Regions from separate parts of the Mus musculus genome. Here region 1 is linked to region 2. Evidence: chromatin loops called from intact Hi-C (ENCODE). Cell type or tissue: heart. All regions are shown on one strand. Links, peaks and the distances in the headings refer to the core of each region. The heading gives the core; the rest is flanking DNA. Region 1 overlaps Kif1a (kinesin family member 1A). Region 2 overlaps Kif1a (kinesin family member 1A).

Evidence for each region. Hi-C counts contacts between places; a loop is a spot of excess contacts. Peaks named below come from ENCODE experiments on the same cell type or tissue, not always from the same donor. Only the 100,000 strongest peaks of a DNase experiment are listed, where the experiment ranks them.
Region 1: it touches region 2 in a loop (3-fold over the local background); 11 of 42 quality-filtered maps call a loop at or near these places.

What each region holds. Positions count from the first base shown.
Region 1 is chr1:93,006,221-93,021,290 of GRCm38, reverse strand. Kif1a (kinesin family member 1A) reads left to right here. Exons shown (of 49, transcript NM_001368847.1): 45 at 1-78; 46 at 681-833; 47 at 1,292-1,484; 48 at 2,221-2,339; 49 at 2,792-5,836. The coding sequence ends at 2,834. Aqp12 (aquaporin 12) reads right to left here and starts at 14,957. Exons shown (of 3, transcript NM_177587.2): 1 at 14,282-14,957; 2 at 12,614-12,730; 3 at 9,022-9,316. The coding sequence starts at 14,888. The coding sequence ends at 9,168. In heart, for the core only: a CTCF peak has its summit at 6,639 (motif pointing left); a DNase peak (open chromatin) is centred at 6,650; H3K27me3 peaks cover 419 bases.
Region 2 is chr1:93,073,113-93,088,182 of GRCm38, reverse strand. Kif1a (kinesin family member 1A) reads left to right here. Exons shown (of 49, transcript NM_001368847.1): 2 at 5,703-5,867; 3 at 9,346-9,422; 4 at 10,316-10,495; 5 at 11,076-11,141; 6 at 11,854-12,032; 7 at 13,116-13,227; 8 at 14,298-14,375. The coding sequence starts at 5,762. Among named protein-coding and RNA genes, the nearest start is that of Kif1a, 21 kb to the left of the region's middle. In heart, for the core only: a CTCF peak has its summit at 7,050; no DNase peak of the experiment used is centred there; H3K27ac peaks cover 500 bases.

The sequences.
Region 1 (15,070 bases), core at 3,775-8,774, 66 kb after region 2:
TCTGGGTGCTGCTACACTCACTCCCTCCTCCACTTGCCCCTCTCTGATCGAAGGACGATACGGTGCCACTGACGTGAGGTGAGTGAGCTCTGTCCTACTCGGAGAGCTTCTAGCACCTTAAAGCCAATTGGTGATAGTTTCTGGGACTCAGGGATGGAGAAAACGGGTTCAGGGGACTGTGGGCACAACATGGGACTTAGGGAAAGGTAGGGCATGGCAGAAGAATGTGCTGGTCTTCTTGGAGGCCCCCCTGTCCAGCTAGCTCACACAGCTGTACCATGCCCTCTCTTTCTCAGCTAGCACAAATAAAAGATGTATTAGTGAATAACCCCAGAAAGACGAGAACCGAAACACTCCCTTTTTAGGGACAGGGCTCCTAAAATACTCAGTGTGTGGGCTTTAATACAGGCAGAGGCTGGGGATCGTCCTAGAGGAGGGAGTGGTATCTCCCCAGCAATGCAGAGCCAGCCCTGGCTGTACCACAAGCTGCTGGCTTTGGAGTTCTCATTTACTCCAGCAGCCCTGGATGGAGGCGGACTCTGTGAGACCCAGGATCTCCTCCTTTTGGACAGAGACAGAAAGTCCCTGAGCTCTCCCCTAGCAGCTGTGAGGAGGGAATTACCAGGGAACACCAGTCCCTTGAGGAACCCTGGCAGAAGGCAGTCACCTTCTATTTCCAGGACCCCCCAGCCCTGCTCCCGGCCCGCCAGCCCAGAGCCCGAGCTCCTGCCAGAACTTGACTCTAAGAAGACTCCCTCCCCTGTTCGGGCAACAGAGACAGAGAAGGAGCCCCAGCGACTGCTGGTCCCTGACATCCAAGAGATCCGAGTCAGGTATGCAAGGTCTTTCCTAGAATCAGAAGCATTCTAGAAATAGGGAACCAGCCCTGGCCCATGTGCAGGGCCCAGCTTGGTGTCAGGGGATCGCTCACCTCTGTACGAGGTAGGCAGGGTCCTGTGGCCCTCGTGGTAACAATTGGAAAGTGGAGAGCAAGTGAGTAGGACAGAGATGGGGAGGTGAGTGGGGGAGAGATGGGGACCTAGTGGACTCTGGACTCTGGGGCTTTAGCTTTTTTCCTCTTGAATTTCCCCACTGAAAATTGGGGACTTGTCCCAGATGTGAGATGGTGGTTCTGTTCTTGGACATCCCAAAGCAAGATCTGTCAGCCACCCTCTCCCCATACCTGGTCTTCCTTCCTGAGGACCCTAGTGTAGGGCAGTAGAGTATGAGCCCCTGTGTTGGCTCTGTCACCCCAACTTCTCGAGTCAACAGATGTGTCTCCGCCTCACAGCCCAATCGTCTCCAAGAAGGGATACCTGCATTTCCTGGAGCCACACACGGCTGGCTGGGCCAAGCGCTTTGTGGTGGTGAGGCGTCCCTACGCCTACATGTACAACAGTGACAAGGACACGGTGGAGAGATTTGTGCTCAACCTCTCCACTGCGCAGGTGGAGTACAGCGAGGACCAGCAGGCCATGCTCAAGGTGCGGCCAGGGCCCAGCTCGGATGCACTTAGTTCTCCAGGAGAGGTGTTCCCTGTTCCCTGTTAGGGCATAGCCCCTGACCTGTTCCTGTCTCGGGCTCAGCAAGGCTCCTAGTAACAGCTCTTGGTGATGGAAAGTATTGCTGTCATCCACATCACTAACAACAGCTAGGTCCCATCTGAGGTTGGCAGAACCTCACAGCCCCTACAAGCTGTCTTGCCCAAGGCACTGACTGACTGACTCATGGTCCTCTGCAAGCAGGAGCCAGCTCCTTCCAGCTCGCCATTGAAGGGAAGGTTCTCCAGGCCATGTGGAAGGAGGCTGCAGTACCCATTGTGTTTTATTCCCTGTGTGCAGAGAGAGTTATATGAACCTAGTTGCTATGCACACCTAGCACAGAGGGCACAGGTGAAAAGGGCACTCCGGGCTGGAGAGATGGCTCAGTGGTTAAGAGCACCAACTACTCTTCCAGAGGCCCTGAGTTCAATTCCCAGCAACCACACGGTGGCTCACAACCATCTGTAAAAGCCACAGAGTACTCATATAAATAATAATTAAAGAAAAAAAAAACCCAAACAAACAAAAAGGAGAAAAGGGCACTTCATCCAGGGTCCCAGGCAGTGATGTGACCCACAGAGATCAGACTCATTTCCAGGGTTTCTGAAAGTGTTCTTTTTTGGTGGTGGCAATGGCCATGTTACCACGATGCCTTCTCACCAGCAGCTTCCCTCTACAGACACCCAACACATTCGCTGTGTGCACGGAGCACCGAGGCATCCTGCTGCAGGCCAACAGTGACAAGGACATGCACGACTGGCTGTATGCCTTCAACCCGCTCCTGGCTGGGACCATCCGGTACGGGCTGGGCAGGGAGATGGGCAAAAAAGGAAATGCCATATGGAAACCTAGCAGATGTCATTCCTCCAGGGGGCTGGAGCTCACAGGGCTTCGTGTTCTTGGGACTGGGGCTTTCTTGAGCATGCTGGTACCTGTTTGTAAGTCGTTGATGCTCATGCAGTAAGTCAGCTGAATGCAGGCTCTAATGGATAGACCCAGGCTCCTGTGGAGGGATTCCTCCCCTTCCATGTCACAGGCTTGATGAAGAGCCATGGGGGAGCTGAGGTGCCACCCAAAAGCACGGGCATATTCGATATCAAGTCTCTATGAGCCTACGGGGATTAAGGAAGACCTGGGGATCTGATGTGTTGTCTGGAGGACTGCTGAGCAGCCTCTGGCTGCTGGCAGACTTGGGGGTCAACTCCTGGCTCTGACTACAGGTTCTCCCCTTCGCCCCTCCACCCTTGCAGGTCCAAGCTCTCTCGAAGGAGATCTGCGCAGATGCGGGTCTGAGTTGAAAGCCTTCCGGACTTCCAGTGGCCCAGACCACTCCCCTGTCCTTACCATCTGTTCTGTCATCTGCCACTCAGCCCTTCCCCCCTACCCACCACCAGGGGACACCTGTGCTGGGCCCAGCAACCCTACCTCTGGAGGGAGGCCTATACCACATGACGAATTGTGCTCCCCCCAGAGGTTGTGCGTGTTGTGGTTTCTTCCAAAATTGCTCTGGTGGGAAGTTCGGAATGCCAGGAAGGTCAGAGGGCCCGAGACCCAGGGTATTGCCGCTGTTCTAATATTTTTTTAAGCATAGACAGACTTATAATTAATATACATTAGTTAGTGGCGTTGAAACAGTCCTCTGAGACATTAACTATAAGACTGTGTTCTGTTTATAAGTATTTATTTCTAATGCCTCCAGGTAGGGCTGTAAGGTTCATGTGGAGCTACCTTCTCCTATCCCCCCTTCAGCCTGGCCCTGTTGGTTCCCACCTGTATCTCCAGCCTGCAAGGGGCAGAGGGAGGGAGGGACGTGAACAAACCATGGCTCCTCACAGCCTGGCACAGGGAAACTCCGTCCTGGCCAGTTTTGTCTGAGATGCACCTTGCATGGTACGTGTGTGAGAGGTTGTGCAAGTTCTGAGACTTAGACAATTCAGAAGTCACCCTTCTGAGGGAACAGTTCCCAAAATGGAGCAATAAAGGTGGTGTGAGCAGTTTCATCTCAGAGCGAGGAGGATCAGGTGAGGGGTATGATCCAACCTCGCTAGGCAGACTGGCTCCAGCTGAGCTGTGTCCAGGCTGTTGGGTAGGCGGCTGCGTTTACACACGGCTGTGGGTGACAGAGGCCATGGGTGTTCAGAGTGGGGCCTCTGACTGTAGCCTTGGGTGTCAATGAGCAGAGGAATGGATATGTAGCTCTGGGAAGTTCCGTGATCAGTGATCCCAGTCTGCCCAGGGGTGGCGCTCCTGTAAATCTCAGCAAGAGAGCACAGGAGGGTGACCTCGTGGTGGTCTTGGTAAAGGGACTCTTCTGTACCTTCTGTACCTGGGGACTTTTCATACCACTGGTCCATTTGGAAAGCCAGAAACCAAACCTCAAGTCCCCAGGACCCATCAGGAGCAGTTACACTCAGCATCCAGCTATTCCAGGAATCTCTCTCCACCTTGGTCAGCCCCTCCCCCTTCTGGATCAGCTGATGGATCTAAGCTCCCCATCAGCTCAGACTGTGTCCACATGGCACTGACATGACCTGGATACTCTTGTGACCAATGTTCACAGCATCCCTACTGTCTGGAAGGTCATAGAAGGTTCTGGCTTCAAGGTCCCTTGGCATAGTTATCAAAGGTCCTGCTCTTTGTCCAGGCATCAAGATTCAGGGTAGTGGCAGGGCTCATGCTGAAAGTAGTGTGTGCACCCGCCAGCCAGTGTGAGTCCAGTGGAAACTGAGAATTCACCCATCACTGGGGTCAGGTGCCATATGGGTAGCCACCCTCATGCATGGCCACCCTCATCCCCAGGACTTGAGCTAATAGTCATTAGCATCAAGTGCCAGGGAACCCTCTCCATGAAGTATAGAATAAGACTCATTCCCAAGAATCCAAATCAAGGTGCCCATCCCAGAGCAAGATTAAACTAGAAACCAGGTGACCTGAGCTGTCCGCGGTGGACTGTGGAGGCAGGAGGTTGAGATACAAAGTGGGGAGAAGACACCTGTGTTAAGAAGCTCACTCTGGTGCTCATGACCAGGAGGGAAGGAGCGGGTTGCTTCAATTTCTTGGTTCCCAAGGGCCACACAGCCCCCAGCAGGCAGAAAGGCAGTCATGGCTTGCCACACTCGCTCAGGTCAACCAGCCTGAAGCTGAGGCCTTGCAAGAGTCCAGCTCCACCCAGGAGGTGGGTGTCTGAGGCCAGCCAACCTCCAGAGCACCTGTGCCTGGGTCGGGTTATAGAAAGGTTGGGAGCTCTAGTGCCCACCCCACCCCCATTCAGGGGCCATGCCATACTGGCTGTCCTGGCATTGTCTACGAACCAAGATGGGCTCTCGGCTTTTGTGGGGGTCCTGAGTCAGAACCTAGTAACCAGAACTGATGGACCAAGAAATCTGTCCACAGCTCAGGAAACCTGATTTCTTCATGCCCCACCCCCTTGCCCAAAATTACCTGTATTATGCCAGCTGAAGGTCATTTGTCCAACAGCTGTGACGTGGAGGGATGACATGAGGACTAGGGATAACCTAGCTGAGGCCCGTTTCCTGCTTGGTGCAGAAAGTGAGATGAATCTAGAAACCCACCTCCACAGACGTTTTGGTTTTGATACTTAATGTTGCTCAGGCTGTGACCTCAACTTAGTTTGGGATAATCATCAACTTTCCTGGAGAAGGGGAGTTGTTTCTGCATCCGGGGTGGGGCGGGGCCGTGCTGTGTTGGGTTCCTGTGAGACCCTGCTTATGCCTGGATAACACTTCTAATGCCTCTTGTCCCAAGCAATCATGCCAGCACCTTATTCAACACACACACACACACACACACACACACACACACACACACACAAATGTACTAAATGATTCTCCTCCTCTCTCCTGGTACCTGGAGACCCCTGGCTATCATGGGATTACTGAATGTGGCTGATGTTACAGATGTGAACAAGACTAAGATGGTTCTCTGCTCCACTCAGCATGGGGACTTCATAAGACACATTCCTTTATCCCTGGGACCGGAGCCATGCAGTCCCTCAGGATGGACAGATATGGCTGACCTGAGTCTCTCCTTGAGCCTGGACCTCCTGTGGTTTGTCTATACCGAGGGGCCCCTGCAACTCAGAGGCTGTTTCCCTGACCTGTACATATGTGGTTGCTGTGGGCTCCCCCTGGCCCCTGTGTCATAACCACCTGACGTAATGACTAGTATCCTGCTGTTTACACCCGAGTGTTAGCTGTAGGCTCCTGTACTGTTTGTGTGCACTTAGGGCTCTGTCCAATTAAGAAATAAATGTGGCTCTCATGCAACACACATCCATTATGTCTCTGTCTGTTGGCTGCAGCTGAAAAAATGCTCACAGGGGCCTGTATCCAACCAGAGATGGTACTGGCTCCCTGGTGGGGAGGGAGGTGACTTCTTAGAGATCCGAGAGGCAGATAGTGAGAGAGCTTTGAGAAGTGCCAGATGGTGCTATCTCTGAGGCCACCTGCTTCCCTCAGATCCAACCTATTCCAGGTATCCCTACCTGTATGTACCTAGCTCTAAGCAAGCTGCTACTCAGCAGCTCCTTCCCCCAGCGGCCTTTTGGGGTGTGGTCCCTCAGAATCTCTGGCCCACAGGGTGTGTACAGGCCTCAGGGTCTCAGAACTTCCTAAGGCACTAATATGAGGCTCTCCCGGGGCCTTAGTGGTTCATGGGTCTATACTGAGTCTTGGGTTTCAAGAAAATGGATACACAACCCAAAGTCTATCAACAAGTCAAGAGCCCAGTGGTCTACAAGCTCACACTCGTAGGTGATTGGCTAATACAGAGCCGCACAGTTTCTGGGCAGAAATAAAACTTGAGTATACGTATGCTTTGTTTTCAAGAAGTGCTGATCCTGTAGGAGTTTGGATTCTGCCTGCCAAGTGGATTCTTTATATTTTTTTAAAATGGATTTTTGTCTTTAACCCTTTGAGAGAGAAGACAGTTCATTTAGCTTCTATTTGTTGTGGAAGATGGGATCTATGTGGGCTGCAAGTGATAGCTGGTTACCTCCAAAGGTCACTGCTGGATTGCTTGGGGCCCTGAGAGAGCAGAGCTGTGCTCTGGAGTCTCCTGTGGTGCCACCCTCTGGCTGCAGATGGTACTGCACTAGGCAGCAGCTGGGGCTGCATCAGTCTCTTGCTGCTGTGGGTGTTATTGGGTCTCAGATCTGGTAGGCTTGAGGCTTGTGGTCAGTGGAGACCAAGAAGGATCAGAGGGCAGGGGCTACCCTTGCTTCCACTTCTGAACTGTAGATAGGTCACTGTGTTATCTTCTAACTCTGAGTTCAGTTGGCTTGGCCAGCCTGTGAGTGTCCCAAAGTGATGAGGATCTTGCTAAAATCCCTCCCAGGTGCTCCAAAGCTAGGGTCCAAATTCCCAGAGATGCAACATGGCCCTGGGACACTCAAGGTCTGGAGAGCTACATTGTGACTTGGTCATTCCACACCAAGCAGGGCTAGCTTTGAAGTCACCTGGTTCAAGATTAAGGGGTGTTTTCATAGATTAGGGCTGGCCAGGGTCTGGAGTCATCTTAGGGCAAGGGCAGATTCATGGAAAACCACAAACAAACAAACAAAAAATCAAAACACTAAACAGGGAGGCTGTGTCCCTCCTCCTGGTCCGTCAGATGTTGAAAGCTCCATCTCAGCACCTAGGGGGGAGAGGCCCTGCTGGATGGCTCCCACTGTGTGGATAGAGAACCACACAGGCTGAGCACCTGAAGACCATCACAGCCATTTCCCAAGCTCAGATACCAGCATCCTAATTTCACAGTTCTGTGGGAGGCTGCAGGATTGGACAGTCCTCAAAGACAGCCAGGTGGGGGCTGGAGAGATGGCTCAGCACTGGCTGCTCTTCCAGAGGTTCTGAGTTCAATTCCCAGCAACCACATGGTGGCTCACAAGCATCTATAATGGGATCCAATACCCTTTTCTGATGTGTCTGAAGGGAGCAACAGTGTACTCGTGTACATTAAATAAACTTAACAACAACAACAACAAAAAAGGCAGCCAGGTGTATTGCTCATGGCCACACTGCTCCCTCCAGACTCCCCCAGGCTGCCTCTCTGCCCTGCCCCCCTTACCCACCTCTTTCTCCCTGCAGAGCAAATCGGTGTTTCTCTGCCTTTTCCAAACAGATCTTCAGAAGAGGGGAGGGAGGGAGGAAGTGAAACTGCTCTGGCCAACAAGTGTTGTGTTTTGTTTTTGCTAGAAACAGATTTACTTTCCACCAAAAAAAAAAAAAAAAAAGATGCATTTTATTTTGTTGACATATCTTCATCTACAGCATTTTAGATACTCCTCCACATTCCCAGGTCACTTCAAAGACACACCGCAGTGAAAGCGATCTATTTTCAATAGTCTTAGAAACAACAGCGAGTCGAACATCCATGCACCTGACTGAGAATTGTGTGCGGATACCACCCCCACCCCATGTCGTGTGTGTGTGTGTGTGTGTGTGTGTGTGTGTGTGTGTACATGTGTACAAGCATGTACATAAGGCACTCACACGGCTTCTAGAATGGTTCCAAGCTATCCTGTCACCACCACAGCACACGTGGCTCTTATGCTCTCCCTGTATGTCACCCAGTACAGCCATCCTACACGTCAAAGTGTTATCTCCTCGCTCTGCACGTCTGGCCCACGTTCTGCTGCATCACGTAAAAGGACTGTGACCCCAACACTTAGATCACAGCAGGATTCTTGTTCCAGCCATCCATGCAGGCCATGAGGAGCCTGGACTGCTATGAGGAGCTGTCTTGCTCTCCGGATGCCAGCTCTGCTTCTGATGTAGCAACTAAGATACCACCCCCAGCCCTGATGCATCTACAAAGCCCTGCATGATGCTAGCAGGCCACAGCCCATATCCCCATCCATTGTAGGCAAACTGCCCCATGCAGGAGTACCACTTCTGTGCTCCCAAAGCCAAAGGCCAGACAGAGCTGGCTCTCCAGTCCCCTCCAGTGCCCATCACCCATTCCCAGGTTAGTCACACCAACCCAGGGGGAAAAGGCTAGGGGTTTCAGACAGGCAGCTCTGCTAGGATGGGTAGGCAAAGAGGCCGTTGGAGAAGGTGAAGGATCTTCCTTCTCCTCAGTGTGACCTCACCAGTATCCAAGAAACCCAAACTGCCTCCTTGCTTTGTCCTCTAGTCCTATCCTACCACAGAGACAACTGGCCCAGGGACTCCTGGGATAAGGTTTGGCCTAACTTTAGGGGCTAAATAGCCATTGTCCTAAGGGAAGGAGATTTAATAAATAGCAGTGCCTGATCCTTGGGGTTCCCAGAAAATCTCAGGCCTCTTTTGACTGTGGGCTCCCAGGGATATCCAGGCCAGGTTATCACGACCTGGGCTTTTTGCCAGTCTTTGTGGCCTTGCTTTTTATTATCACTCTGTAAACGGGATGTGCAGTAGGGGAAAAGGACTCACCCACACCTGTCCTTCCAGAAGCTTCCTGCAGGCAAGGGAGACAGGCGGATCTTAACAGTGGTTTATTGGCAAATGATTTTGTGGCAGGGAGACCAGACCTCTCAGGAGGCGAGTGAAGCTGCGGTGAGTGAGACAGCGCAGCTGGACCCCAGTGGCTGCTGCCCTGGCACCTGTAGGGCACGGCCCTTTGCCACTACTCCCCTTTGTGCATCTTGGCGTCCACAGAACCTGGGGACAGCTTCCCCCTGGGAGTTCGGTATTTGCTTTTCTGCCGGTAGAACAGATTTCTCTGGAAAAGGCGGGGAAGGTGGCCCTGATGGAGGAGGACAGCCAGGATCATCCCTGCAAGAGATGGGGTCAGGTCGCAGAGCAGCCTGAACGTAAACTGTCACCCAGGTCCCTGCAGGCTCCTACCTGAGTGCGGGTCTGGCTCTTTCTGGCTGCACCTCTCCCTGGACCTACCCCTTAGCGTTGGGAATAAGCTGCCTATAGCCCAGAGAGCAGCCACGGGAGGATAACGTGTTTCTAGATTATGCTCTGGGGATCCAGGACTCAGGATGTCACACAGAAATGCCCCATGCCATTTTCCAGTTCTATACTGCAGTCTCTCAGGTTACTTCAGTGTGTGACACTATGGGCGGGGCTGCTTTCAGTGACTGGAGGTTGGCGGGGGGGGGGGGGGGGAGGGGGCGGGGGTAATGTGCTGGATAACTATAGGAGGGAACCTCAATTTAAAAAATATCTTCATAAAAATCTGGCTATGGAGCATTTTCTTAATTACTGATCAATGGGGGAGGGCCCAGGGCCCAGCCCACTGTGAATGATGTCATCCCTGGGCTGGTGGTCCTGGGTTCTATAAGAAAGGAGGCTGAGCTAGTCAATGAAGAGCAAGCCAGTAAGCAGCATACCTCTGCCTCAGCTCCTACCTCCAGGTTCCTGCCCTGTATGAGTTCCTGTCCTGACTTCCTTTGATGTGGGAGTGTGAGCCAAATAACCCTTTCCTCCCAAGTTGCTTTGGTCATGGTGTTTCATCACAGGAATGAAAACCCTGACTAAGACGGGAAGAAGATCGGGGTTAGACCAGGGTTGGGAAGGACCAAGGAGAGGGGAGCTGGCCCAATCTACATTTGTTTCTCTGATATTCTAAGTCCCCACCTGGCCTCCAGGTCCTTACAGGGATAAGGTGGCCAGGGAAAGAGAGATATGATGTTCTTCTGCTGACGGTCTAAGCACATGCTGTAGTGTTCCCTACATGGAACTCCCTTGGTCCCACCCATGTGACCTGCTTCAGTTCCTAGCAGCCACTGTGCTCCAGAAAAAGCTCCCTGGCCATGGCCTGACTTGCCCCCACTCCACTGCTGGCCTTGGCCACTGGCTGAAGCAGATGTGGTATTCTGGGTCTAGAGGCAGAGAGGGCACCTGCTCAGGGGCTCCCAAGCACCACACATGAGCTTGCAGTTCTTCCCCAGCAGAGGGCGCTGCCTCACAAAAGCCTTGTTCTTTTTTTGGGGGGGGGGCTTGGGGGGTTGGTTTTTCGAGACAGGGTTTCTCTGTGTAGTCCTGGCTGTCCTGGAACTCACTCTGTAGACCAGGCTGGCCTCGAACTCAGAATCCGCCTGCCTCTGCCTCCCAAGTGCTGGGATTAAAGGTGTGTGCCACCACTGCCCCGCAAAAGCCTTGTTCTTAATGATGATTCTCATTCTCTCTCTCTCTCTCTCTCTCTCTCTCTCTCTCTCTCTCTCTCTCCCACCCCCACCCCCACCCCCCACCCCTGCCCCCGGTGATTTGATTTCAGTTCCTCACACATGGGTGACAGAAGCAGTTTTCAACACAGAGCCACCTCCCCAGCTCCTCATAGCTTGTAAACTCAAAGCTCCGTAAACTTGTTTTTTGCCTTGGCGATTTCCAGATGACCAAGGTTCCTGGAGCCAGGTGTGGTGGTACATGCCTGCCATCATTGCCTGTCATTCTGTCACACCAGGCAGAAGAAGGGTCACAAGTGCAGGCTGACCAGGTCAGAAGTAAACCCCACATCAGAGGGGTGAGCATGGGGGCAGCCTACACAAAGTTAGGCCAAAAACTGAAACATTAGGGTTGGAGAGAAGGCTCAGCCCGTAAGATGCTTGTCTCCTAAGTGTGAGGACCTGAGCTTGATCTCTGGCACCTACGTATAAAAAGCCCGACAAACTGACCTCTGTGAGTTCGAGGCCAGCATGGTCTACATAAAGAGTTCTAGGACAGCCAGAGCTATAAGGAAAGACCCTGTCTCCAAGCTACGACTACCCCCACAAAATCAAAGCACAGTGACATATAATTGTAATCCCAGCACTTGGGAGGAAGAGGCAACAGGTTCTCTGGGGCTTGCTGGCCAGCCAACCTTGCCTAGCCTGAGAGCTCTCTCTCCAACAACAGCAGCAGCAGCAACAACAACAAAAACAACAACAACAAAGCTGAATAGTGCCTGAGGAAGACACCCAGAGTCGACCTCCAGCTTCCACATGCATGTGTACCTACACACATACTCACATATGTGAATGCATGTACACACATGCACATACACTTACACACAAATCAATCAATTGAAGCTGAAAAATCTCAGAGGAGCCTGCAGTCTGTACTTGGGGCAAAGGGATAAATAGGAAGCAGCCGACAGAAGAGTGGCCCCTGGGAGTAGGGCATGTGGGCAGAGAGAGGGGCTTATCTTTCCTCTCGAATTCCAAGAACCGGGGTTACAGGTTGCAAGACCATCTCAGTCATCATTCCAAGCTTGTGTTGGTGGAGAGAGCTGGGGCTTCCCTCTCCGTTCCCCTCGGGTTGCAGCTCTGTCCTGGTTTCTGGCCAAGTGTGGCCCTGGAAGGAGTGGAAAGCTCCCAAGGTTCCAGTGGACCTCAGCTATCTGGTAAAGTCACGGTCAGTGGGGGTGAATTCTAGTGCCTGGGCCCAGTGCCAGGGAGGAGTGGCCTCTACCTAGGTCAGAACTGCCAATCCCCCAGAATTGTCCAGATCCTGTAGCTAGACAGTTGGTGGCTTTCTCTGGCTTACTCCAGCCCAGGGACTTCACTGCTATTTGTCATTCAAACCTTGGGTGACTGGAGGGGGATCCCCTCTGTGCTTCAAAGAGTCCCAGGGCAGATCTGTTAGGAGCTGCAGGCCCTGAACCACCCAGGTCTGCAGCCCCAAAGGGCATAGGGTCATCCAAGCAAGACCTGTGTGTGCCAGAGGTTCTATGGTACCAGCACTCTGCAAGGCAGCTTTAACTGGGTGTGTGAAGATACACTGGGAAGGGAAGCCCAGATATAAGGGAACCTACTGCCGCCTGTCCCTTCTTCCCAGGAAGGGCCCTTGGAGGGTTCAAGTCTCCCTACCCCACTCTCCACCTAACACTACCCCCCTTCTGTGAGGGTCCAGGTGGAGACACACCCATCTTAGTCACTTCCTCCAACTGTCCACACTGCAGAGATTAAGAGGACAGATCAGAAACCCTTGTTGCTTCACCCCACCCCACCCACCCCCACCAAGACCCCAGAGAGCTAGGAAAGATGGCCATATTGTGAATCTGTAACCAGCAGTCTCCTGGGTGTCTGTGTCTGCCCCCTGCTCAGGGACACTACCCAGGCCAGCCTTGCTCCCGCTGCTTACCTGCGACAGGACCCAGGCAGTACACGTGGGCATACTCCAGCAAGGTGTTCCCAGGGCAGTGGAATGTGACAGAGGCAGCCAGGGCAGGATTGAAGAAGGCAGATGTGTAGGGCCCTGCTGTGGACAGAAGCAAGTAGTTCTCATGAGCTAGCTCTGCCTGAAGTGGCCTGGACGGTCAGGCCAGGGAACCCCCCCCCCGAGACCACGGTGCTAGACACGGGACTGGGGACTTGGGGACAACAGCCCTCCTTGTTGTATGCGAGTGGTCACAAAGAAATAAGGCTGGTTCCATCAAGGCCAAAGGTCACAGGAGAGGAACTGGGACTAGGGTCTCACCAGGAATGTCTGACACACAAGTCCACACCTCACCCTGAGACTCCTGCTTTGATATTTTACCTCTGCCTTCTGGGAGGTGGTCCAGAGGGATGTGGGGAGAGATGGCAAAAGATACGGGCAAGAAAGTGGGGGGGGGGGGGAGGAGGAGGGAAATGGAGACACACCAAGGAAGGAGAGCCAGAGAGGGGAGACACAAAATAAATAAGGAAAGAAGGCAGGGAGAGGGGTAGAGGGCAAGATTGTGAAGGAGGAGGGGCAGGGAGCTAAAACCAGTGACGGTGACAGAGATGTCACTTGCAGATCTTGGGAAAACTGTAGAGGAGTCGACGGCTAAGTAGCCACAGAAGAGAAGCGGGTTGAGGGGAGCAGCTGAGCCAGCTACTATCTTTCAGGCCATGCCAGGAAGCTGGGCAATGGCACTGGGCAGGCAGAAGGAAGCCTGGGCCTCAGGGAAAGCAAGTGGTGTATAGACCTAGACCTGGGTGCCTGGCACAGGCAGCTCGACCGAGGGAGTTCGGAACCCTGGCCCTTAGGGTAGAATACAGCTGCTCCTGTTCAGGTTGCTGGAAACCATCACCCTCCTGTGTTCTCTGCATAGCTGGCCCCAGTTTATCCTGTCACAGCAGGGTGCTGGAGGTCCTTCCCAAGGTCTTGCTAGTACGGGGTCACCAAGTCTTGCACTGGGTCGGCTCAGCATCGACTTGTGCTGTTTCTGCTTTCTGGGCTCTTGGCCTCTTGGAACAAGCCTTGAGAAACTTTTGCTCTTGCCTAATGCACCATCTATGGCATTCATGGCTCTGAGGAGCAGCTAGCTGATAGCCTACAGTGCTCCCTGTCCTGGGATCATCATGTCCTGGGATGCCTCCCTCAATGTGGGCTAATGAGACCTGGGAAGCAAAATCAGAGTGTGGGCCTTGAGTCAGCCTGACCTGGGCCCAGAGAAGCACCTAAAAGAACACAGTCAAGATGACAGCCGGTTCAGGGCAGAAATCACCGGCATGAGAGGCTGCTGCTGTTTCGGGACTGAGTGAGGAGGGTGGAAGGACCCGAGAAGAAAGAACAACATAAGACTTGCCATGGGGTGTTGGTGGGCTCGGGAACCTTCAGAGCACATCTAGGACCGAGTTTTGAAGTTGCTCCAACTGCTAGGAATTGGGGACAGATATGTGGTACAGGAATCCCCTACACACAACCCCAGGTCTAGCCTTCCAGCCCCTATCCTCCTGTGAGGGGGCCTAAGAAGTAGCTATCCTCGTGTCCAAGGACTTGTGGGCCCCTTGGCCAGCGTTGCTGGGGTCCTGCTAGATCTAGCAGAGAGGGGAGCAAGTTTACCTGTGTAGGCCATGAGAGTGACCAGCAGGGCCAGGGCAGGCACCCTGTAGACAAGAAGGCTGTGCTGCAGGTGGAGGAGGCTCAGATGGAAGAAGAAGGTGCAGGCACCCTCCACGAGCATGCCCTGCAGCACGGATGTACGCAGGGTTGAGCTGCAGTGTGCAGCCATGAGGCTCTGTAGTAAGTGTAGTTCGCTGAGCTCCCAGGCCCAGCAGCGCTGGGTCAGGGCACAGGCAGCCTGTGCACCCAGCACCTGGGCCGACAGTTTCAGCAGAGTGTTGGGCAGCGATGCCTCCACCATGAGGAACTCCTGCAGGGCCACGGTGGGGTTGGCAGAGGCCCCATCGAAGGTGACCCCATGTACCAGGAAAAGCAGGAAGACCAGGGTCAGCAACAGGTCGGGTCCGAAGCCCCCTGCCCAGGGGCCAAGCTCCACCAACACTCGCATCTCCAGGCAGCAGGCTGCCAGCTGGGCTGCGCCTACTGCCCCCCGGGCAAAACTGGCATAGGTACCTGCTGGAAGCAGGGCTTTAGATGCCCTTCTAGCCACCTCACAGATGGCACAAGTAGCAAAAAAGAAACAGAGGGACACATTCAGACTGGCCATCAGTCTGGGTTCTACAAGGAGCAAGGACCTGGTGACGTGTGGGAGACTGGCTGGTCCCACAGCCCAAGGACAGAGGAGCCGTAAGAGATTGCACTTGGCTACTGGGAACACCCACACCTGTGACCCTTACAAGTGACACCATTGGTCACAGAGCCAAGTGTTGCAAGGAACACCCACAGAGG
Region 2 (15,070 bases), core at 4,430-9,429:
ATGCTGGCAGTCCCAGTATTTGGGAGGTGGAAGCAAGAGGTTTAAGATACTGTTCAAGGTCATCTTCAGCTACTTAGCAAGTTTGGGGCCAGCAAGGGTTACAAGAGACCCTGCCTCAAAAACAAACAAAATCAATGCACCAATGATATTCTTCAAAGAAAAAAATAGTGCTTATTTACATGGAACCAAAGTAAACCCCAAATATTCAAGACTATCTTGAGCAAAAAGGACAAAGCAGGAGGGATTATAATACCTTAGTTCAAAGTGTACTTCATATCTGTTGTGATCCAAACCGCATGACAGCAACATATACCCAGATGCACAAGCAAACGGAACAGGATGCAGAGCTAGAAGTGAGCCCTGTGTCTGCAGCCAACTGCTTTGGACAAGGGTGTAAGGACAACCACACACTGGGCTGAGAATGGGGGGTACACGTCTTTAATCCCAGCACTTGGGAGACAGAGACAAGCAGATCTCTGTGGGTTTGAAGACAGCCTTGTCTACATAGTGAGTTCCAGGGCTGCTAGGGCTATCTAGAGAGACCCTATCTCAAAATAAATAAAAACAAACAACCCAAAATTAAACCAGCCAACATCAAACCAACCAACCAAACAACCAACCAATCAACCTACCTACTGAACAAATAACCAACCAACCAACCAACCAACCAACCAACCAACCAATCAACCTACCTACTGAACAAATAACCAACCAACCAACCAAGCAACCAACCAACCAACCAACCAATCAACCTACCTACTGAACAAATAACCAACCAACCAACCAAGCAACCAACCAAACAACCAACCAATCAACTAATCAACCTACCAAACAAACAACTAATCCAACCAACCAATTAACCAAAGAAACATGCTAACAAACAAGCAAACAAAAAGAAAACCAAAAAGAATACACACACAGGGAAAGGACAGTCTTTCATAAGTGGTGGGTGCTTAGACAATTGGCTGTCCGGTGCAGAAGAATGAAGATAGACCCCATCTCTCACTCAGTACAAATAGCTCCAACAGGTTAAGTGCTTATATGGAAGATCTGTCATGTAACTATCCTGATGACATAGGAGGAGTGTTCCTCCACATTACAATCAGCAAGGAGCTTTTAGAAAAGACCTCAAAGTATAGAATGCAAAGGCAAGGCTAGGCAAATGGGAGTCTTTTGGCTGCTGTACAGTGAGAGCAACCAGGAACAGCCACGCGACAGAGCAGGCATCCGCGAGTGGCTCTGTCGGCGGCAGCTTCCAAGACTCATGGCTGTGCTAAGCATTGCTTGTCTGTTGTCTCTGGGCTGCAGTTCTGGAGTCTGGAAGGCCTTGCTGAGGTGTGCTTATTGTCTGAGGCAGGCCTGTTTTCTGGCACTTCTTGCTATGTCCTCATATGGGGGATGGAAACTGGGTTCTCTCTCTGGCCTCCTTTGTAAGTGAGCCAGGCCACCATAGAGGCCTCACTCTCCTGACTCAAGTACTTTCCAGGCACTCCCATACTTTGGAGTTTGGGGTCTCAATACACAAACCTGAGAGGGACATTCAGGCTAAGCCTCCCACCCCACCTGACCTCTGACCTCTTTAGCTTTTGGATTCCCACTGCACACTTCCCACTGACTTCCACGTTGTTGCTTGCTCTGTTCATTTACGGCTCTGTCTAGTGTCTTCACCTGTCCATTTTATTCATCGCATTTTTTTTTCAGTTTGAGAATTTCCTTGTGATTCTTTATAGTTTCCAAACTGGGGCTGGAGCCACGGATCCGAAGCTAGAGCACTTGTTTGCTCTCACAGAGAATCCAGGTTTCGTTCATAGCGCCCATGTGATGACTCATACTCCAGGTTGAGGGGATCTGATGCCCTCTTCTGGCCTTATGGGCACAGGCAAAACACTTGTGCACATAGACAGTTTTTTGAACTTCAAACAGAAAACTAATTTTTTGATGAAATTCTTCCCCTCATTGACATCCTGTCTCCTTTACTGTATGATTTAAATATGCTGGTCACGATTATCTTAAAGTCTATGTTGATAATTCCTAGGTCTGTATAGTGGTACGATGTACAGGTTTTTCCCTTCTTTTGAAATCTTGGTTTTCTTCTTCATATCCCTTTATGCCCTGCGACTTTTTATTGTAATGACATTTCCAGACTCTTAAAAATATTGATTTATTTTTTATTTTATGTGTATAAGTATTTTGCCTGCATATCTATATATGTGGGCACCATAGGCTTGCCTGGAACCCTTGGAGGATACCAGAAGAAGGCATTAGAACCTCTGGAACTGGAATTACCTATGACTTTGAGATACTGGGTGGGTGTTGGGAACTGAATCCAGGTCCTCTGTGAGTGCAGCAAGCTGTTTAAACTGCTGAGCCATCTCTCCAGCCACAAGCCTTGTGACTTTTGATATGAGGGCTTATGTTACTGAGATGGCATCCACACCCTAACATTGCTGTGGCCCACTGCAGATGGTTCATCTCTTCTAGAAGCTTCAGTCTCAGATCAGTTGAGGCCAGGTAGTTGCAGTTCTCACTGATGGGGCCTTGTCTGCTGGGCTCTGCTGTATATCTGTGGGCCTCCAAGGCTGGCTTCCACGGCCCCTGTAGTCTGCAGCGCTTGCCTAACCCCGTGGAAGTCTTTGACTTTCAGATGCTCTTGGGTTGAGCTCTTACATTCTACACCTTGGGTTCAGGACTTGCCGGATGTTTTCCGGGTAGAGGTGCCTGTGTGTCCACCTTGTCATTCCATGTCCTCTGAGATCTTGGCTTCCTGATTGTTTCTCAACCACAGCACTGCAGGCTTTTCTGTCACTCAGCAACAGCTCTCTGTCTGGAAAGACTCCAGTCTTTCAGCCTCTTACCACCGCGTCCAGAATGCAAATGGGCCAGCAGCCAGCACTGATCAGTGTTTTCTGCCCTGCAGCCGGCCCCTGTAAGCCCCTGTCCTAGAATCCTGTTCCTCCCATTGCTTCAGTAACTTGCTGAAGATTTGAACATTTTATCTGCACCAGATACCCACCTGCTGGGGCAGGAATGCCAACTTCCTGACGGAGCATTTTGTTCGAGTGGAACAGCCTTGTGTGTTTGTGCTTCTAAAGGAAAGTTCCAGCTTATGGTTAAATGTGGCATAGCCAATCGTCCATACTAACCTTAATTTATTTTTCACTGCATGTATGCAAGTGTTTTGTCTGCATGTGTGTCTGTGTACCACATGTGTGCAGTGCTCATCCCATGAAGTCCAGTAAAGGACATTAGAGCAACAAATGATTGGAAGCTGCTGTGTGAGTTCTGGGACTCAAACCTGGGTTCTCTGATAGAGCAGCCAGTACTCTTAACTGCTATTCAGTCCCCTGAACTGATCTTGTAAAACATTGCTTGTGTGTGTGTGTGTGTGTGTGTGTGTGTGTGTGAGAGAGAGAGAGAGAGGGGGGGGGGAGGGGAAGTCAGTCCATGGACCTGCTCTTTCTACACAGAACACCCCTTATTTGGGTGTCAGCTTTAACTGTCAGGTTGGCACAGCCTAGACCAGTGGTTCTCAACCTTCCTAATGCTGCGACCCTTTAATACAGTTCTTCATGTTGTGGTGACCCCAACCATAAAATTATTTTTGTTGCTACTTCATAACGGTAATTTTGCTATAGTTAATGAATTGCAGTGTAAACATCTGTGTTTTCTAATGGCTTTGAGTGACCCCTGTGATAAGGTCGTTAGACTCCCAATGGAGTCACGACCCACAGATTGAAAACCACTGGCCTAGAGTCATCTGAGAGGAAAACCTGGATTGGGGAATCAGGTTGCCCATGGGCATGTCTGTGGGGAACTGTCTTGATTACTGTTTGACACAGGAAGGACCAGCCCATTGTGAGCCACACTACCCCTAGGCAGGTAGCCATGGACTTTATAGGAAAGCTAGCTGACCATGAACCTGCAGGTGACCCAAGCCAACAAACAGCATTCTGCATGGTTGCTGCTTCAGGTTCTCACCCTGCCTTCCCTCAATGATGGATGGAGGCCTGAAAGCATCAGACAATAAATTCTTCCCTCCCCAGTGCTGCTTTTGGTCTGTTTTAGCACAGCCACAGAAATAAAACTAGAACAGATCCGCAGCCAGCCTTTAAATGAGCACAGCTTTATGGTGTGTGTGATGGCTGGGGGTGGGGTGCGGCCCATTCTTTGTCCTCGTTTTTTTTTTTTTTTTTTTTTTTTTTTTTTTTCCCAAAAATCTTATCTTGCCAGATTTCACTGAAAATCCTGTTGGAGTATCTGGGTCACAGGAATCGAGCATCTGTGCAACTGAGTTTGAGGGGAATGAAAAGCTTATGACGTCATCTGTTCTCATAGACATTCTCTTCCTCTCTAATGATTTCCTCTTTCTGGGCCTGGGGTTATTCGGTCACAGGATACCACCTTGAAGGGCACAGGGTGTGCTGTGGCATACATGTGGCCTAGGACTGATGTCCCAGGGCTTCACGGGCTCGCCTGTGTCCACCTTCCTCCCTAGCTAGGATGTCAACACAAGGAGACATGGTCCGCCTGCCCTTCTTGGGTGCCCACGCATAGTCTTGGAGAAGGTGCTATCAGAGTGGCTGGCACTGTGCCTGGGGCTGGCTACAGGGCCTGGCATGAGGAGTGAGCTCAAGTCCAGCTCCCAGCAGTTTTCCTTCTCGGTGGATTTGTCTACCACAGTGGTAGGGAGATCTGCCGCTCTCCTGCAGCCTCTGAAAGAGCTGCTTACTGAGGTCCATCAAGCTGCAGTTCCAGCTTATGTATGGGGTCATTGGCTTCAACCCTACCCTGTCCACACCAGACTCACCCTCAGTCCAGGGTGAATCACAGCAGAGAAAGGCAGGACCAAGTTCAGACTGAGGCCTGTCGGTTTCTAACCTCTGCCTGAGGAACCCTGTAGGTGCATGGACCCCCACTTTCTTCTTTTTTTAAAATTCAGTTTAAAATGTTCTATACAGTATATTTGGGTTGTATTCTTTCTCCTTCCCCAGCTCCTCCCAGTTCTCCCCCTATTTCTACCCACCCAACTTCATATCCTTTCTCTTAAGAAACCAACACAGGGTAGGGGGAATGTCCAGGGAGTCCCCCACCTGCTCAGGGGGAAAAGGGAAGGGTGGTGGGAGGGGATGACAGGGAGGGGGACAGTGAGAAGGATGTAAACTGAATAAATAAAAAGATAAAATTAAATTAAAACAAACAAGAAACACACACACAAGTAAACAAAAACAAACAACAACAACACCGTCTGTTTTGTATTGGCCGACTATTCCTGAGTGTGCAGCCGGCCCTCCTGTGTGGTTGATATACCCAGTGTTACCCATGCTCAAAATCCACACAAATTTAACCAAGACAAAATCCCAGCATTGAGAAAGGGAAGTGGGCACAGAATCCAACTCGTAACCCAGAAGCCATTTTCAAATGACAGCTTCTGGGAGAGGGGAGACAGTTTTCTTCACCAGAGGGTCACCTTCTTCTTCTGGTGCTGTTGGACCCCTTACACTCAGCTTAGATTTGTGCTGTTAAAAATTAGTGCTTTTCTCACCTGTAGCTACCTGCTCCCAGTTCTGGGTCCTGTTGGTTGGTCACCACGTGGTCACTGGGGGGGAGGGGATTGAAGGGAGTGGAGAAGGGCACAGCCAGGCATCCTTTGACAGCCTCTTTGAACATTGCTCCTAATTTGTGTTTCTCTTTCCCTGCAACAGGTGACTCTGTCCTCTCTGGGGCAACTGCAGCTGCTGAACTACCAACCAACTCCACAGAAATGGCCGGGGCCTCTGTGAAGGTGGCGGTGCGTGTCCGCCCCTTCAACTCCCGGGAAATGAGCCGAGACTCCAAGTGCATCATTCAGATGTCTGGAAGCACCACCAGTAAGTACTGGTTGTCATGGCTACACCATCAACTGCTGATCACAACATAGGACCATGCCTACTAGCCAGACCCAAGAGCCAACCTAGTCTAGGTCCGAGAGTCCCGAGCCTTCCTCACCCACATGGTGTATGGGGGTCCCAGGGCTCACCATGACTCTACCACAGATGAGGGATTGTCAAAACAGAAATTTGTTCTCAGGTTCCGGAAGCCAGACATTCAAAATCCAGGCGTGGGCAGGGTGCTTCCCCTCCATTCAGGGGACCACGCCTGCTGCCTCTCCAAGCCCCTGGAGGTTGTCCCCTGCCTGGGCTTGTGGCCACATTGCTCTCACTTCTGCCTACATTGTCACATGTGGCCTCCCCGCTCTCTGTGTCCCTGTGTTCTGGTTGTTTGAGATGGATCCTCAGACTGTATCTTAAGCTGGATTAATGTCCACACTGTAGCCCAGGCTGTCCTTGAACTATTATGTCAGTTTCATATATTGTAATTCCAGGTTGGCCTGAGATGCAGACACATGCCACCATGCCTGGATGTATCGCTGTGTCCTCAGGTGGCCTCTTTACAAGGATATAAGGCACAAGTTAATTCAGTATGCCCCCACTTTAATCACGGTCTTTATAATCTCGTTTTCAAGCCTGCAGTCTCAGCTACTCAGGAGGCTGAGGCGGGAGTCTCATCTGATACTTGGTACTTGGGTACCATAGTGAGGGCTTGTCAAAGAAAAAAAGATGCGGTTTCCAGATAAGACCACACCCTAAGGTTTTAGAAATATGAATTGGGGGGTAGGATGGGGGTGGAAGCCAACACTATTTAACTTTGATTATAGCCTTTGGGTTCCAGCTCGCCACTTTGTTCTTTGTTATGGTTCTCATTTGGTCATGTCAGACTGTGACAAGTGGGAGGTGTGGTCTAATCTTGGGGATTATGAAGCAATAAACCAGGGGACAGCCCTTGCATAAAGCTGGGGACATAGACCTGCCCCCAAAAGTTCCATAAGCAGCAGGATTTGACTGAAGTCTCTGAAGCGCTTGTCTGCTTTCTTAATGAGATGTGACTGACAGACAGAGAGGTGGGCAGATCACAGTGGGAGGCTCCCTGGATTTTCCAAATCTGACAACCACACCCAGACTGAGGACAGAACTCAGCAGGACCATCTGCCTTGGCAGTCCCTCCATTCCTCCACTAGGGGAGCTGTTAGCCTTGCTTCTGACTCCCCAGGTTGGCTGCTCTCACTTTGGAGGTCCTCTGCAAATGGCCCAGTGTTTGAGTGGACTTTGCTGATGACAATCCACCTAAAAAAGCTTAAGTCTTAGGATAAGAACTGGTCATCACCTCTGTTCAGGGCTGTCTGGGCTTGGTGGTCATGTGAGCCTGGGACTCATGTGGGTTCTGCCCACTGCCTTCCACAAGCTTCTGCTGGTACAAATTGTACCCGATGGTTGGCACCAACAGTGACCTACGTGGTCCGCCCTCAGGGGGTCAGGTGATGACAGGACTCACGCGGTGCTCTATTGTTTCTTAGTTCACAGGCAGCTGCTGGAGTTGAGGGTCTCAGATGTATCTGTTTCTGCCTCTTTGGGTGACCACTGGGCCTATGGAGGGAGGAGGAGGACTTTGGGACCAGTATGAGTGCCCCAGGCACCTTTTGTTATTCTGTAATTGTCATCTGGGTGAATAGTGTTCTTTGCCTGAACCTTCCAGAACTAGCAGTCACGTCCTCAGTACATCTGTCTGTCTGTCGCTGACACAGCCAGCCTGGGCCAGTCAGTGGAGTTCATGGGCTTTATTTACGCTGTGTATCCTCACTATACAACGGGACAGGCTACACCTCTTGTGTTTATCTCTCCTTAAGCCATACTTTATACACAGAGGTCACGGAGATGATGTGGGCTCTGGGTCAGTCATGTCCCTCTGCAGGGACTCAAGGCAGGCTGATGATGGATCCCTGGGCCACTTTAAAGAGTCATCCCAGGATGTGCCCTGAACTGAATCCCAGAAGAGCCAAGGATAAAGAGCCAGGGAGGAAGGGACTCCACTGTACACTTGGCTTACTTGGGACTGACCTTAGTGGGTCATCTCTTTAGGCCTCAGTTTCCCGACCTATGCGAAGGAGTACTTGATGCTTGGTATTCCCTACGGTCCCAATCCAGGTCACTTCTGAACCCTCTAGCCACACAGAGAAACCTCTGGGGTCTGAAGGCAACTGGATCTGCTCAGCACACACAACCTTCTCTCTGCTGTGTCCCTGGCTGCAGGGGGACATTCTGATTCCGAGAAAAGTGCCCAATTAATTTCTTTCTCCCTGCCACTCTGCACACTGCCCCACCCCCACCTTTGTCTTTCCCACTGGGTGGCCACCCCTGTGCAGGCCCCACAGACCTTGTATTGTGCAGCTTCTCTTGAAAGAGCCTGGCTCCCAGGGGCCCAGCCCTGGTAAGGGGTTGAAGGGATGGAGTCTTTAATGAGCTGATCCAGGGGACTGGCTTCCAGGCCTGCATGGCCCCATTTCAACACCCTCCTGGTTCCACAGGACAGCCCATTGCTTTCTGGCCTAATGGGCTCCGCTTCTATGAGAAACGGACTGTTGGGGGAGGGGTTGTTGGCACAAACAGGCCTCTGCAGGTTGGCCTGGGGGCTGTGGTAGGACTGGTGCACTCTGGGAATCCAGGCCCTCTGGGCTATGTGAACTGTGCGGAGTCTCTTTCCCTCTCAGGAGCTTAGGCCCCATTTGCAAGATTGAGGAGACAGGTTGTTGGGAACAGGAGCAAACAGGGCCCAAGCCCAGAGTTCTATGCCAGGTGGGCCCCACAGTGGATTCTCTTATAGCTTGAAATGAAGATTGCCTGCTACCCCATCTCCTCTGAGCTTACACCCTTCCAATGTCCTGGGTGGGCCTCACTTCAGGGAGCTTAGGGTCGATGTGGGGTACGATGATGATGACTCCAATATCAGGACTCCATAAGAGTCAGGGAGGATGGGGACAAGCTCAGGCTTGTCCAGGAGTGAGGATGGGACCAGGGCAGGGAATTTGGGATTACATGGAGGACAAGATCCACAGTAGGATAGTGCACATGTCCCCCACAGATGCCCATATGAGCTGTGCAGGCATTAGAGTGCCTGCAAGAGATAGGACTTGGAATGTCACAGGGTGCCCTAGACTTTAACTGTTTTGGAGATACAAGTGTGCCAAGCAGGTCAGGTAGACCAGTAGGCTATAGAACCCTGACCTAGGGGAGCAGGGGCCTGCAGTATGACTGTCACCAGGAAACAGGTGTGGCCTGGTAGAACCCTCTGGCATCTGTGAGTCCATCCCAATGAGAGGGGCAAAGACTCCTGTGTGACTGCAAGTGGGTCTCTGGTCCCACCTAGTTTGGGGGTCTGTCTTGCCTGGGACCCTCTGAGGATTAGGGTGTAGTCTGGATAGTTGAGGTTTCACTGCATAGAACTAACCAGCTTTATTATCTGTGTCCCTTGCAGCTATTGTCAACCCCAAACAGCCCAAGGAGACACCCAAGAGCTTCAGCTTTGATTACTCCTACTGGTCACATACCTCGGTGAGCTGCATCTGGGGAGAGGCAGGCTGGTGTTGTGAAAACTAAACCAGCCTTGGTCTCGAGACCTCCTTAAGCTGCATGTTCCCCTATAAATGGGATGAAGACTCTGCCCTAATCACCTGAAGGGTCACTCTGAGTTGATCACCAACCTATAAGGATCAGATCCTTATGTGCACAGCTGTGACCTTCCACTGTGTCTTCTCCTCTTTCCAAACTCAGAAATCCCAAAGCTGAGCCCCGCCTGTAAGCTCCAGCATCCCCAAATGCTGAGAGATGTGGACTTTGGGCCCTTCCCTCCCCAGCCCCCACATCCAGTCCACATCAAGCCCTGCCCATGTTCCTTCCACCTCTCCCTGGATCCTTCTGGAAACATGCAGTCCATTCCCTCAATCTCCCTGGTCTTTGTCTCTCTGAATGTGGTCCCAGAATTCCCCAGTACTGTTCCCTGCTCAGTCCTTCCTCACAGTTACGCCCTTTGGCTCGACCATGCTGTTTCTCTGCCTGGGGAGTCCTCTGCCCTCGGGATAATGTCCTGATGCCACAGGTCATCCCAAAGGTCTCTCAGCCCCTGAGCCCTGCCTCCTTTTAATTCAAGTTATTGCTAAACCCACCACTGTCACATGAACCGGCTGGGTTGAGTTCTTACCTGGGAGTCTTCCAATATACTCCTCACTCTGCTGTGATCTCTTTGTCCTGCCCCTCCCCCACTCCTCAGCTACCCCCTGTCTCGAATTTGTGACTCAGAGAACCCCTCGGGAAGCTACCCCTGTCAGGATTAGTATGTACCATAGCACAGCTTTTCACCTCAAGGCCCTGTCCCAACTTGGGCTCTGAGGACTCAGGTGCAGTTTCAGAGCCCATACCCTCCTAAGCTACATCTCTTCTCTCTGCAGCCGGAGGACATCAACTATGCCTCTCAGAAGCAGGTCTACAGGGACATTGGGGAAGAGATGCTACAGCATGCCTTTGAGGGCTACAATGTGTGCATCTTTGCCTATGGGCAGACGGGGGCCGGCAAGTCCTACACCATGATGGGGAAACAGGAGAAGGACCAGCAAGGCATCATTCCACAGGCATGGCTGGGGCCTGGAAAGGAGTGGGAGGTGGCCTGAGAGGAGGAAGGGTAGGATAGGAGGGAGGGAAAATGGCTTGGGATGGGTTGCAGGAGGCCAGTCTTTGAAGGTACTCAGTGGTGGCATATACACAACATAAGGCACTGGCAGGATAGATGGTCTCTGTGGGAGCTGTGATGACTGGAGTCAGGTGACTGGTGGCCTAAGGTGTGACCACATTCTTAGGATACAGATGGCTCCTCAGAAGCCACTCAAAGTTTGACCGTTCCCAGCCCTTTTCTCCTCCTGGTAGGAGATCTCAGGGTCTGGGCAGCACTTGTCCTAGTCAGAGAAGGAGGAATGCTCAGAGGAGCGGTGGCCCCACCCTCTATGCAGATGAGGACAGGCAAACAGATAATCTAAGGAAGGGTAGATACTAACCAGGGCACTAGAGTAAGAAGACTGGATGCTTGCTTGGTTCAGGCCTTTACATTAGAATGTGCATTTTGGAGGGACCACGGGGGTCTGGTAAAACAGCACCCTGCCTGGGTACAAGGTCAGCAGCCCTCATCAGCTAATGTGTTTTCCTCCATCTCTGAAGCTCTGCGAAGACCTCTTCTCTCGAATCAACGACACCACCAACGACAACATGTCCTACTCTGTGGAGGTATGACGCCCTACCTGCCATCTGACTCTGAGTGTAGATCATGGGAGTTCGAAGTGTGGTTGGCATTGCTTTTCTGACCTAAAATGAGCATCTATTCCTGTCACTCATCCACACGATGACTGTCCTCATCCCCACGTGGGAATTGGTAGCTCAGGGCTCAGGGGTGATGGGAAGTTGACCCCTGGCAGGTGTTTGTGGTATAGCTACTTATTCCTTTCAGTACAGGAGCAGACACTACAGAGCCACAAAGCCTGGGCTATCCTGTGGCTGAGGTAGCCCCAGGGTAACCAACCACAAGGGCTTATGCTATGTGGCTAGTGTCAAGATGGCTCTCAGTGGGAGAGGACTGGGCAGATAAAAGTAGGCTGACCCTGGCTGAGTGTCCTTTGTGTACACTACCCCTCTGGGAACCACTGTCCTACCTTGGAGTCCCTGAGGGTGTAGCTTGGTCCTGTAGGTCAGTTACATGGAGAGAGAACTGGACATCTGGAGAAGGCTGACACTCACACTCATACAGAGCCCACAGTCTGGATTTCCTGTATGTCCTACCCAGAAATCAATCCTCTATTCTGCCATAGAACCCTGCCACAGAGCTCTGATGGTGCAGCCTAGCCTCACTTTGGGAGTCCTGATGGTACATCTCAGCCTCACTTTGGGGGTCCTGATGGTACAGCCCAGCCTCACTTGGGGTTCTGATGATGTTGCTCTGCAGGTCAGCTACATGGAGATTTACTGTGAGCGAGTCCGTGACCTCCTGAACCCCAAGAACAAAGGCAACCTGCGTGTGAGGGAGCACCCTCTGCTGGGGCCTTATGTGGAGGACCTCTCCAAGCTGGCTGTAACCTCCTACAATGACATCCAGGACCTCATGGACTCAGGGAACAAGGCCAGGTATGTGGGGTGACTTGTTCTCCTTAGCCACACTCTCCCCTCTTGCCCTGTCCTTATAGCACTACTAGCCTCACCTCATGATAAGTCAGTGTGGTGGCTCCCAAGAGGATAAAGGACCTCATGTGGCAGGCCACTGAGGACACATATCAGCTTGAGAGAGGCCTTGGTTTCCTCCTGCATGAGGGCTGCTCCTGGGCTGAGCATATGGGCTGTGTGGCTCTGTTACCTCAGCAACAGGACTCTGACAGCAATATCAATAGCTCCGAGGTAGTCTTTGTGCCCAAGGGCAGCTTTTCTGTCAAGCCTAGGTCTAGAAACTGTGAGGGTCATCATGGTGACCATAAGCAATCTACCCCCTTTTTTTAGCCTGGGACACTGGTCGCCATGATGGTCTTACTGACACATATTGGTAGCCCCAGATCGCTCAGGTGGCTGCCTTCAGCTCCTGAGGGTGTGTGCATGTGTGTCCCAAACTACCCCTAACAGCCCCTCAGACTTGTTTATAATAAAGCTCCGTAGTACATGTAAGACTGTGACCTTTGCATACCAGAGATAGGTTCTGAGCTGTTGCCATGAACCCCAACTTGGGAGATTCTATGAGGTTCTTGGCAGGTTGGGGCAGTGTTGAGACCAATCCCCCCACCCATCTCAGGCAGCCTCGGACTTTTTACCCTGAAGAGCCACTTATATGGTCCCTATTACCTCCTGTGGGCTTTGGCTACTGGGGACATGGTATGCTCTTTGGGTTCCCCAGAGTCACTGGAGGAACATTGAGATGGGTGATGGACACTTTCCCCTTCCAAGGGGTGTCCCCACATCAACGCCTGTGAGGATTTCTGTCCAGTTGGGTGATATTGATTCTCAGTAGCAGGAGGCATCTGAGACACCATTTCCCCCAATATGCATGACAGCATAATTGACAAACAGGTGGGAGTTGGGCTTGAGTTCTGGCAGGCAGTGTGGTCACACCCAGGTTGGAGAGTGAGTTCCAGTGACCTGGGTGAGCACCCTGGTACCTCTGGTAATGCTCAGACCTGACCCGGGGTAAGGGGCAGATAACCTCAAGCAGCTTCCTGCTCCCAGGACTGTGGCGGCCACAAACATGAATGAGACCAGCAGCCGTTCTCACGCAGTCTTCAACATCATCTTTACCCAGAAGCGCCATGATGCAGAGACCAACATCACCACAGAGAAAGTGAGTGTGTAGCGTGGTCTGGGGGAGCAGGTTCCACCTAGCACGTTAACTGTAGTTGGGCCAGGGGTGGAAGGTTACAGTGGTGTTTATGAGCCCCTGGTACAGACTAGCAGGGCAGGGTCTCTCACTATCCCTGGAAAGATGGGGTCCACACTGGGAACAGGACATGTGGTGGGTAGTGTCTTCTTCAGCACAGAGTAGCTATGCTGAGGGAGCATAGCCCTGGCATTCCCCACTTCAGATGCCCCTCCTACAAGTGACTCTTTGACACATTCAGGGGATCAGAACACGGCCTGGTTGTTGTTTCCTGGGGTCTTTATCTTAATCATTCGATCCTTGGGCTTCTGGAAGGATATCAGGGACATTCTGAGCCTCTTGTTAGTCTCTCTGTCCCTTTGCCCGAAGGTCACCCTATGCAACATTCTCTCAATCTCTTGGGGAAAGAGCTCTGTAGAGGAGCCAAGTAGGGTCCACATCAGTCACCGATAGTGTTGGGGACACCTGGCCCCGGTGTGATGCTCCCAACTATGTCCCCATGAAATAGTAACAGCCTTAAGAAGAGAAGTCTGGGGCCACTTGAGAGGACAGGTTTCACTGCCAGGGTTTCTCAGAGATGGTCCCTCTTGTGTCCAATATCTGGTCAGGAGAGGCTGTGCCTTCCTTGGGTCATGTGACTGACTACTTCTCTGCAGGGAGCCTGGCCAGGGCCCTGTGAGGCAGCCAACAGCTAAGGCCTTTTGTGGATCTGGGTTTATGTGATTAGATGTGATTAGAGACATCTTCGAAAATGGATGATAATACCTAATTGAGTCGACCTATGTTGCCAAGGAGGCAGGGCCATGGGCCATGTGCACAGCTTCTGAAGAGGTGCTTAACTGGGATAGAACATTTAAAAAGCTGTGAACAGAGATGAAGAAGGAAACTGGGGCCATCAAAGATGGAAGGATACGAAGGAAGGGTGTGTCTATAGCTCTTCAAGTAGCTAACGAGACTGTCCCCAGAGGGGCTGCAGCAGCCTCACTTCAGGGGCTTGCAGCAGGAGATTGTATTTGATGCATCTGTCATTTCAGGTGAGCAAAATCAGCCTGGTGGACCTGGCAGGCAGTGAACGAGCCGACTCCACAGGAGCCAAGGGCACGCGACTCAAGGTAGGGCCAGGCTATCACAGCCAGAAAGAGCAGTGAGGCCCAGAGGCCCAGAGGCCCAGTGTCCAAGCAAATGCTGCTCCAGAGAGGGCTGGACAGGAAGTCTGTTTGGGGACAGAGCAAGATTGGGTTACCACCAAAGGCAAGCCTAAACAGGATGGGGGTGGGTGGGTACATGGGCGTTCTTTGGCGTTCAGTAGACAGAATACCAATCTTCATACTCCAGATCTTGTAAATGAGGACAGACACCATAGTGTCCTTCACACTCCATACTTTCTGCTTCCCACACCAGAGGAGATGGGCTGTGGAGTGGCAGTGGGCTGAGCTGGCTAGCTTGTGTCCTTGAGGCCATAGCCTCTCCAGAAACAATTTAGCATGTCAGGAAGGAGTGTCCTTTTTTTTTTGCTTTTCGGAGTGTCCCACATCTTTGACTCATGTCGTACTGTGTCAATTGGAAAGGGCTTCTGTGATGTACGGTGTAGGGACGTGCGGGAGATTAACTAGGGTGCTGGTGGAGCTGAGCAGGAACACTGGACCTCTGACCAGCTACTTGGCCCAGAATCCTCTGTGCCTAGTGACCTCAGAGAGCAGTTTCAGGGCCTGGAGCCTCAGCCTCATGCCACACAGATCAATCCCCACGAGATCACGCTAGATCCAGAGACCTCAGGTGCCATCCACCATCCTGACCACCTTTCTCT